2 separate regions of the Homo sapiens genome follow, and region 1 is linked to region 2. Evidence: read pairs that join two places in POLR2A ChIA-PET (ENCODE). Cell type or tissue: PC-3. All regions are shown on one strand. Region 1 has its middle 210 kb from the start of IPMK. Region 2 has its middle 280 kb from the start of IPMK.

The links. Peaks named below come from ENCODE experiments on the same cell type or tissue, not always from the same donor. Only the 100,000 strongest peaks of a DNase experiment are listed, where the experiment ranks them.
Region 1: POLR2A ChIA-PET joins it to region 2 with 7 read pairs; 3 of 35 experiments call an interaction of 5 or more read pairs at or near these places.

Annotation. Positions count from the first base shown.
Region 1 is chr10:58,056,450-58,061,449 of GRCh38, forward strand. No RefSeq gene overlaps it. Among named protein-coding and RNA genes, the nearest start is that of IPMK, 210 kb to the right of the region's middle. In PC-3, no CTCF peak of the experiment used is centred here; no DNase peak of the experiment used is centred here.
Region 2 is chr10:57,981,102-57,986,101 of GRCh38, forward strand. It overlaps the pseudogene MRPS35P3. Among named protein-coding and RNA genes, the nearest start is that of IPMK, 280 kb to the right of the region's middle. In PC-3, no CTCF peak of the experiment used is centred here; a DNase peak (open chromatin) is centred at 2,240; H3K27ac peaks cover 534 bases.

The sequences.
Region 1 (5,000 bases), 75 kb after region 2:
GCTGGTCTCAAACTCCTGACCTCAGGTGATCCACCCACCCTCAGCCTCCCAAAGTGCTGGGATTACAGACATGAGTCACCATGCCAAACCAGATTTAAAACCTTTTTAATAATAATTTGATATCTAATTTACAATGGGTTCTAAATGACCCAACATAAATCATATGAATACATGTATTTAATTAAATAAAATGAAAGCCTCTTTCTGTTATGGTACAATTATTTTTCTATATCAATTCAACTGGTACTTTAGTTTCATCTTAAGCATATATGTGACTACTTCTTCTTTCAAACTATATGTTTAATCTTATTTAGAAGACATCTAGAGCCAAAATTAACAAGCAGTTCCATTTCTTTTCTACATGCAGGTTTGTGTTGGTAAACCATTCAGTGCTAAATTTTTCTTTTCACATCACTTACAGAAGCAATATAGCAATTTCCTGTGACAGTGGCACACTTCAACCTTCAGACCTTGCTCCCTTGCTCAAAACAAGAAAAGTTGAAATAATGTAAAAATGATTACTTCAATATAAAAAATAATTATTTAAATACACAGCCATGCTCAAGGTACACTTGGAAGAGGGCCAAGCGGGTGACTTGAGAGATCAAGTGCACCATTTGGCCTTTGACATAGGGTTGTATATGCTGGCATACTTCTGGGGTTTTGAATCCCTTCTCCCCTGATTCTTCCCTTGGGATGGGCAGTCCGCATGCGCAGTGGCCTGCTAGCACTTGGGAGGGGAACATGCACAGTGTGTTTACTGGAGCTGTATGCATGCTCACTTGAGGCATTCTTCCCTTATCAGTCAAGTGTTTCTATAAGGTTATATACCAGTTAAACTCCACCATTTTACCTCTTAGTGCACATACATGAGCCTACTTGCCCAACTTCTGAGATATTATCGGTAAGCTGCTGATCACCAGCTTCAGGTTTTTCCATCTATTGGGAGACTGTTTCCCTGGCGCCAGCTGCACCGATTATTATTTTAGAGAAAGGGTGTAATAATGCCTGACCATCACCTGATGGTTGCCTGATATTCCTTGGGGTGGGATGGCCCTCTCCTGCCCTGCTCATGTCTGACTAGCTACCTACTGTAACAAAACTTCCTAAGCTTTTGGTGAAAAGTGAATCTTGAGAATTCAAAACACCAGATTTGCTCTATGTGCAGATGTGCAGCACTCTTTTCACTACTCATAAAGTATGAAAACCCACATTAAGAAGCTCATATAAAAACAATCACCGTAATGACCTATTGGACTCCCAAAGAAGAAAATTCCCACTGAAGAATTCATACACAAGATTTAAAAGAACAAGAGGAAATCCACCAGCAAAAAAGACAGACAATGCAGTAAATGGAAGAATTCACACTTAAAAGTGGTGAATATAGAATAATTTGAAAGAGACTTTATAAGTGTTTTTTAAAGTCCAGAGAAGTAAAGGAACAAACCCAAAAGTTAAAGGCATGACATTATTTTAAAAATAACAACCAGATTTGAGGATGAAAAAGAAATTCTATAAATTAAAGAGTCATTGAATCTTTTTATAAAGTTGATAATAATGGTTAAATACTGGGCTAAGAGTACCTCTTATCCAAATGATCACAACAGCTCTCCAGCAAGGGCACAGAACTGGGCTGAGGCTGAGATGGATGAATTGACAGAAGTAGACTTCAGAATGTGGGTAAAACAAACTTCACTGAGCTAAGGAGTATGTTCTAACCCAATGCAAAAAAGCCGAGAACCGTGATAAAACATTACAGGAGCTATTAACCAAAATAACCAGTTAGAGTGGAACATAAATGGCCTAATGGGGCTGAAAAACACAACACAAGAACTTCATAATGCAACAAGTATCAATAGCCAAATAGACCAAGTGGAGGAAAGAATCTCAGAGCTTGAACACCATCTTGCTGAAATAAGACAGGAAGACAAGATTAGAGAAAAAAGAATGAAAAGGAATGAACAAAACCGCTGAGAACTATGGGATTATGTAAAAAGACTGAACCTATACCTGGTTAGGACACTCAAAGAGATGGGGAGAATGGAACCACGCCTGAAACCATACTTCAGGATATCATCCAGGAGAACTTCCCCAACCTAGCAAGACAGGCCAACATTCAAATTCACGAAATCCAGAGAACCCTGGTAAGATACTCCATGAGGAGATCAACCACAAGACACATAATCATCAGATTCTCCAAGGTCAAAATGAAGGAAAAAAATGTTAAGGGCAACCACACCAAAAGACCAGGTCACCTACAAAAGGAAGTCCATCAGACTAACAGCAGAATTCTCAGAAGAAACCCTACAAGCCAGAAGAGATTGTGGGCCAATATTCAACATTCTTAAAGAAAATAATTTCCAACCCAGAATTTCATATTTGGCCAAACTAAGCTTCATAAGAGAAGGAGAAATAAATGCTTTCCATACAAGCAAGTGCTGAGGGAATGCGTCACCACCAGGCCTGCCTTGCAAGAGCTCCTGAAGGAAGCATTAAATACAGAAAGGAAAAGCCATTACCAGCCACTATAGAAACACACTGAAGTACACAGACCAATGACACTATGAAGCAACTACATTAACAAGTCTGCAAAATAACCAGCTAGCATCATGATGACAGGATCAAATTCACACACAAAAATACTAACCTCAAATATAAATGGGCTAAATGCCCCAATTAAAAGACACAGAATGGCAAGCTGGATAAAAACTCAAGAACTATCAGTGTGCCATATTCAAGGGGCCATCTCACATGCAAAGACACACATGGGCTCAAAATAAAAGAATAGAGAAAAATTTACCAAGCCAACAGAAAGCAGAAAAAAGCAGGGGTTGCAATTCCAGTTCCTGATATAACAGACTTTAAACCAACAAATATCAAAAAGACAAAGAAGAGTGTTACATAATGGTAAAGGGTTCAATTCAACAAGGGCTGACTATCCTAAATATATATTTACCCAATAAAGGAGCAACCGGGTTTATAAAACAAGCTCTTAGAGACCTACAAAGAGACTTAGACTCCAACACAGTAATAGTGGGAGACTTTAACACCCCACTATCAACATTAGACATATCATAGAGACAGAAAATTAACAAAGATATTCAGGACCTGAACTCAGCTCTGGATCAAGTGGACTTGAAACAGCCCCTCCCATCACAGGCCTGGAGGCCCAGAAGCAAAAAGTGGTTTTGTAGGATTTTGCATCTTAAAAAAAAATACTAGGCTAGACAGTTACTAAGAGAGAAGTAATAAGTTTGGAAAATAGAGCCCAAATACTTACAACACAGAGAAATAAAGCAAAAAACGTGGACAGAAGTGGGGTGTTTAAGTCTAAATCTTGTTGGTAACGGATAGGGCAATCTAACCTTAACGAATGCTGTGACACCAGAAGACAGGCTGGCTGCTGGCTTAATTCAAATACCCTGAGAAGAAAGCACTGCTAAATGCAAGCTGGTCCCCATTTCAAATTGAACTTGGTGATCTCACCCACCTGCTTCATTGTTCAGGTTCCAGAAAACCCTCTCCACACTTCTCCTTCTCTTGTCTTGGCTGTGCTGTTAGTCCTATCTGCTGCTTCTGCTTGATACTTTAGATGTCAAATCCATAGGCTTGAGTCACAAATACAAAGCCATAAATTAACCTTCCTTTAAATTCACCTAAAAGGATAGACTGCCCTAAATATGTCCATGAATGCTGGGTTTCAGGGCTGGATTCCATGGACCATGGATTTGTCCCATTGCAGCAGTTCTCAGTTTCATCTAACATAAAGAGACTTGTAAGGTCTTATGTGAACCAGCTCCTATAGTTTTTATGTCCCACATTTTTACTCTCTTTAATGAGTTTAAAATGTTCTAACCAGGCATACTTGCCTCTGAAAGAAATTCGGTGCCCTTATTTAGGAAGTCAAATGTATTTCTTTTTTTTTGCAAGGCTGGCACAATATAAAATGACCCAAAACTTGGAGTCAGTCACATAAGGAAGGGCCAGGCCACATTTTAGAAGGAAAAATCAAAGAAGGCAAGAGGCAGCATCTGGGATCTATCAGTCTGCTTGCCAAGAAGAGGCAGGGAGCCTGCGAAGATGCAGAGATGCAGGATTATCAGCATTAGGACCAAGAGCATTGAATTGTTCTGCTTTGGAGAGGCTCAGAAGATGTTACAGTGGCAGCAGGGTATCAGAGCCAACAACACGCATCACTTTAGGACAGGTGACTGGGCATCCCAATAAGAGTCAACAGGCACCCAGCAGGCATGCCCCTGGATTACTCTTCCTTGGCAAAAACAGGTGTAATTAATGTATCACAAAAACTTCACATAATCCCAATATATATGATTCAGGGAGCATGAGGAGTGATAGGGAAGTTAGGTATACCTGGGTATACCCATTGTTCAAGATAGGCTTTTTTGGTGGGAAAACTGAAGTTCCCAGCCCAGTGCTCCAGGTAGCCATTGTCAATCAAGCAACACAACTGTACTATATGATACTAAGTTGCCAACCAGGATGGATCTAGCTCTAATCTGATAATGTAGAAAAATACTACTAGCAAGTAAATGTGACTTTAGATAGAATACCTCTTTGAAAATCAAAGCAAAGAAAATGTATTTTCAATTGGAAAGGGGAATTCTAAAAATTGAAAACATTCCTTATACTTTTATTGTATTTTTGAGTTTTAAAAATGATTTCCCATGCATGTTCTCATTTTATACTTCCAACAATTTTGTGGTAGGTACTGAAGTGTTATCTCATTTTGTTGATAAGTAAACCAAGAGACAGAAAGTTTCCATGACAAGACAAAGCTTGGAAGATTTAGCAAATGGTTCTGCATGGCTGGGGAGGGTTCAGAATCATGGCGGGAGGCGAAAGTCACTTCTTACATGGTGGCAGCAAGAGAAGAAAAGTTCAGGTTTAAGAATGATGTTTTGTCTATTCAGACGCTCTGCCCAGCTTATTAGAAAAAAAGAGGGGAGAGGAGATGAAACATAACTGAAATGTATTATTCC
Region 2 (5,000 bases):
CTGAATAGCTCCCTTTAAAGTCAGACATATAACCAACGTGGATGTTTACTAGCCATATCAAATTTAACATATCAAAAATAAAAAATTCTAATTTACCCAACCCAACCCCTCACAAAGATGCTCCTAATGCAGTCTTCCTCATCTCAGTAAATATGATCTCTAACAGTCCAGTTATGGAGGCTGAAACTCTGGCATGGTGGATATAGGCTAAAACTCAGGTATTCTGATGTGGCTTCCAATGATTCTTTTTCCTGGTATTCGTGCCTTTGGGTACGCCCCTCCCCTTGAACGTGGGCTGGACCTAGTGACTTGCTTCTGCTAAATAGAATACAGCAAAAGTAATTGGATGCCACTTCCATGACTAGTTTACAAAAGATTGTGACTTCCATCTTGCTAGCAGCCTCCCTTTTGTTGACACTCTGTGACGCTTTCACTTGTTCACTCTAATGAAGCAAACTGCCATACTGTGAGATGCTTTATGGAGAGGCCTACATAGTGAAACACAAAGAGTCATCTCTGGCCAACAGCTTGTGAGGAATTGAATCTGACCAATAGCCAGGAAAGTGAGCCAGGAAGCAGATCCTTCCCAGTTGACCCATGAGATGACTACAGCCTTGAGAGAGACCCAGAACCAGAGCACCCATTAAAGCAACATCCAGCAACACTCATTGAAACTATGAGAAATCAATGCTATTGTTTTAAGCCTCTAAGTTTTGAAATACTTCGTTACTCAATGATAGATAACTAATACATCTAGAGTCATCTTTTGACTCCTCCCTCTCTCTCACATCTTATATCCAAACTCTCAGCAAATATTGTTGGTTCTTCCTTTAAGATTCAGCTAGAATCTGAGCAATTCTAAATATCTGCACTGAGATATCTTTGATGCAAACTATCATAATCTCATACTGGAATATTGCAAAAAGCTTATAACTGGCTTCTACCAGGTCTCCTGGGTCTATTCTTGATACAACAGCCAGACTGATTCTTTTAAAACACAAATCAGGCCCTACAGTAATGGCAGCCACGTGGTTCTTAGCATCATCTGCCCGGCAGGTGGCAAAGATCCTGTGTACCTTCTCCATCATCAGATTTCCAGTCACTGATGGGCCAAAGCCAAGACCAAGGCTTTATATCAGAAAACAATAAAACAACAACAAAGGTAAGTCTGGTCGAGAGAGACTCCTAGAACAGAAAACACAGCTGTTGACCCAGACTGGGCTAGTCTTCTCCCTGTTGCAACACCATTTAAATCTTTCAAAGCTCCTTTCAAAGCACTTGAAATGGGTATTTTGACCCTAGAAAGGGGGTTCTATGACAAAGGAGGGAAGCCAAAACTTAAATATTTCTGGCTTTCTACATTTGGCATGTGATTTCTGCACTGAGTGGCCAGCAGCATCAGACTTGTGAGAAATATGAGTAGCACTGCCCAATTAAAACTCATTTAACTGATTATGTTTCAGCAGAATTATCCATTCAAAATCCCAAAGTAGAGTAGGAACCTTATCGAGTAAACTTTCCAATCTGAATTTAAGTGATCATGTGAAGAAAAAATATACTAAACTTGCAAGAGAGCAATACTTTAAGACCACAGAAATGTTCACCAGCAAAACGACAGAATTATGATTATGCAATTTATCCACTCACAGTTTCATACCTTGAATCTTAAACCAGAGAGTAAGAGAAAAAAGATGGAAGCACATGGGAAGGAATATCTATGAAAAACAGTTCATAAAAGAAAAATATAAAAAAATTTACAAATTAAAGCTACTGATAAAAACAAAAAAAGAACACTATTGTTCTAAACAAGGATCACAAAATATCTGTTCATTTTAAGAATGAGAAGAAGGATAAAAATAGCATGTCTAAGTACAAAGAATCAGTGGAAAGGAAGGTACATATTGAATTGACATGAATTAGAGTGAAAACATACTTGATTATCAATTCTATCAGAATATCTCTATATAATCCTTGTATGATCTATATGTACAATAAGAATGTGGCTGACCTTTGTCCCCAGTTCCTGGGAGGTAAACTGTAAACCTTTGAAATGTCCTGAGTGATTGTAGTGTCATTGTTATTTACGGTGGGCACCTCATACTATACCTGATAGTTTATGCTAACAAATGACTAAAGGTGGGAACTGGTCATGCTAGAAAGACCAACCATGTGGTTAACAGATTAGGCTTTCAGCAGTGTGATATCAGCCGGATTTCTGGAAGGGGAAAAAGAGGAGAACTGAAGATTGAATCCAACCATGTGGCCAATGAGTCAATCAACATCATGACTCAATGCAGCCTGAATAAAAACTCTGGACACCAAAGCTAAGGTGAGCTTCCCTGGTTAGCAATACTCTTTGAACATTGTCACACTTCAAAGCTGGGAGGATAACGTATCCCTGAAGACAACAGAAGCTTTGCATTTGGAAACCTCCCAGAATTGGCTCTGTGCCTCTTTCTTTTTGATGGTTCTAACTTGTATCCTTTTGTTGTAATAAAACTGTAATCTTTAAGTATAGCACTTCCCTGAGTTCTGAGTCATTCTAGTGAGTTATCAAACCTGAGGTGGATTATGTGAATCCCCATATTTGTAGCCAGATGGCCAGACATAAAGATAACCCGGGGGAAACCTGAATTTGTGGCTGGCATTAGAGAACAGTCTTCAGGGAGCTGTTCCCTCACACTATGCAGCTTGCCTAACTCTAGGTACTATGTCAAATTTACTATAAATTCTAAAACATTTCCTTAAAAACTGTTGTTTTATAGGGGAATCAAATTTATTCTTACATATATATGCTCAAAAGGAAAGTCAGATTATGCCACCCATCAGTCCCAAATCCTGGACGGGCTCACCATCCTAGTTATTAAAAGCTGAAGCTCACTTAGTGGTCCATGTTGCTATATGGTGAATGGAGTCCTGGGCCCCATGGCTTCCCTGGCTTTTTTTTTCCTCCTACTCTCCCCCTTGCAAGGCTCATGCCTCTCTAGGGCCTTATGCCTTACACTGGCCTCTTTGCTGTTTGTGGAACAATCTAGGTATGCTGGCTGTTTCTTCTACTCAGAACTCTCTTCTCCCTGATAACAGTGTAGCTCATTCCCTAACCTACTACTATTTTGGCTAAAAATGCAACCATGGGCTGGACACAGTGGCTCACACCTGCAATCCTAGCACTTTGGGAGGCTGAGAAGGGAGGATCACTTGAGGCCAGGAATTCAAGACCAGCCTGGGCAAAAAAGTGAGACCCTGTCTCTACAAAAAAAAAATTTTTAAATTAGCTGGGAGTAGCGATGTGTGTAGCTATAGTCTCAGCTACTTAGGAGGCTGAGGTGGGAGGATCGCTTGAGGCCGGGGGCTCAAAGCTACAGTGAGTTATGATCACACCACTGTACTCCTGCATGGGTAACAGAGTGAGACCCTGTCTCAAAAAAAAAAAAAAAACCAAACAAACAAACAAACAAAAAAAACCCACCTTGAAAGTGAGGACTTTGCTGTCCACACAGTGCCCACTCCCCCTCCCCAGGCTGCCCCTATCCACCTCTAAAAAGAAATTTTCTAGCTGTAGCCCTCCCTAAGGACCCCATCAGATCTTATGGGAATAGGATAACTTCTCACTTTTCTTCCTATTATGCTTATTTGCAATGTTGCCCAAAAATGATTGTGTAAGTATTAGTGACATAGTTGTGACAAGAAGCCAAGCCAGGAATGAGGGCCATACCCCTAGGGACTGTCTTCCTGGGTCCAAAGGAAAGACCAAGTTTGCTGAAATTTTAACAGGAAATTCTTACAAGATAATGCCCTTCTGAAATTGCCCTGATCTTCAGGAATATGAAGGAAGCATATATAAGTACAACAAAAATACATTTTAGTCAAAGGCTGAATGGCAGAGTATTTAAGTCAAAATTTAACCACGACTGAAGCTAAATATCACCTTCACAGAATAAAATTTCTGAGATAAGAGTATATCTTAAGTCCAAAACTTGTGAAATAATAATATTTAACTATTTTCAATACTACACTATTACAGGAAAATTAACTGCTTTTAAAAATAATAGTCAAATTTTATAAGTTTGCCATTAAAGGAAAAGAAAAAATGCTTCTGAATTGTAACTAGCTAATTGCAGCTGCAGCTCCCAAACTGCACATTTGCAACACTGTTTTGAAGTTCACTTCCAACCCAGGTCAATGGAAGACATAAAGTATATTTTGATCAGTTTTGTTTCTATTGTTTCTTACAGCTGATGTTACCACCAAGGTCTTACAGTATTTATGTCCTCTAATAGTAACCAGTGAAAGTCTCTTCAACTCCTAAGCCAAATGCTGATGATTGTGATAATGAATTTTATGTGTCTAGTTGACTGGGGTTAAAGGCCAGGCTCAGTGGCTCATGCCTGTAATCCCAGCACTTTGGGAAGCCAAGGCAATAGGATCAGTTGAGCCCAGGAGTTCAAAACAAGCTGGGGCAACATAGTGAGACCCCCATCTGTATAAAAAAAAAAAAAGTAAAAATTAGCCATGCATGGTGGCATATATCTGCAGTCTCAGCTACTCAGGAGGTTGAAGCAGGACATTCACTTGAGCCCTGGAAGCTGAGGATGCACTGAGCCAAGATTGCACTACTGCACTCCAGCCAGGGCGACAGAGCCAGGCCTGGTCTAAAAGAAAAAAAAAAAAGGTTGACTGGGCTGAAAGATACCCAGACATTTGGTCAACCATTATTCCAGGTATTTCTGTGAGGGTATTCTTATATTTTCATATTCTTGTATGAGCTTAACATTTAATTTGGTACTTTGAGTAATAAAGATCACCCTTCCTAATGTGGAGAAATATATTAATCATCCACTAATAGAGTCCAAAGAGAACAAAAATTTGACCTCTCTTGCAAAAGAGAGACTTTCTCTTGTCTGATGGTCTTTGAACTAAGGCATCAATTTTTTTCTTGCCTTTGAGATCTACCTGAAGCATCAGCTTTTCCTGGGTCTCAGGCCTGCCAGCCCTTAGAT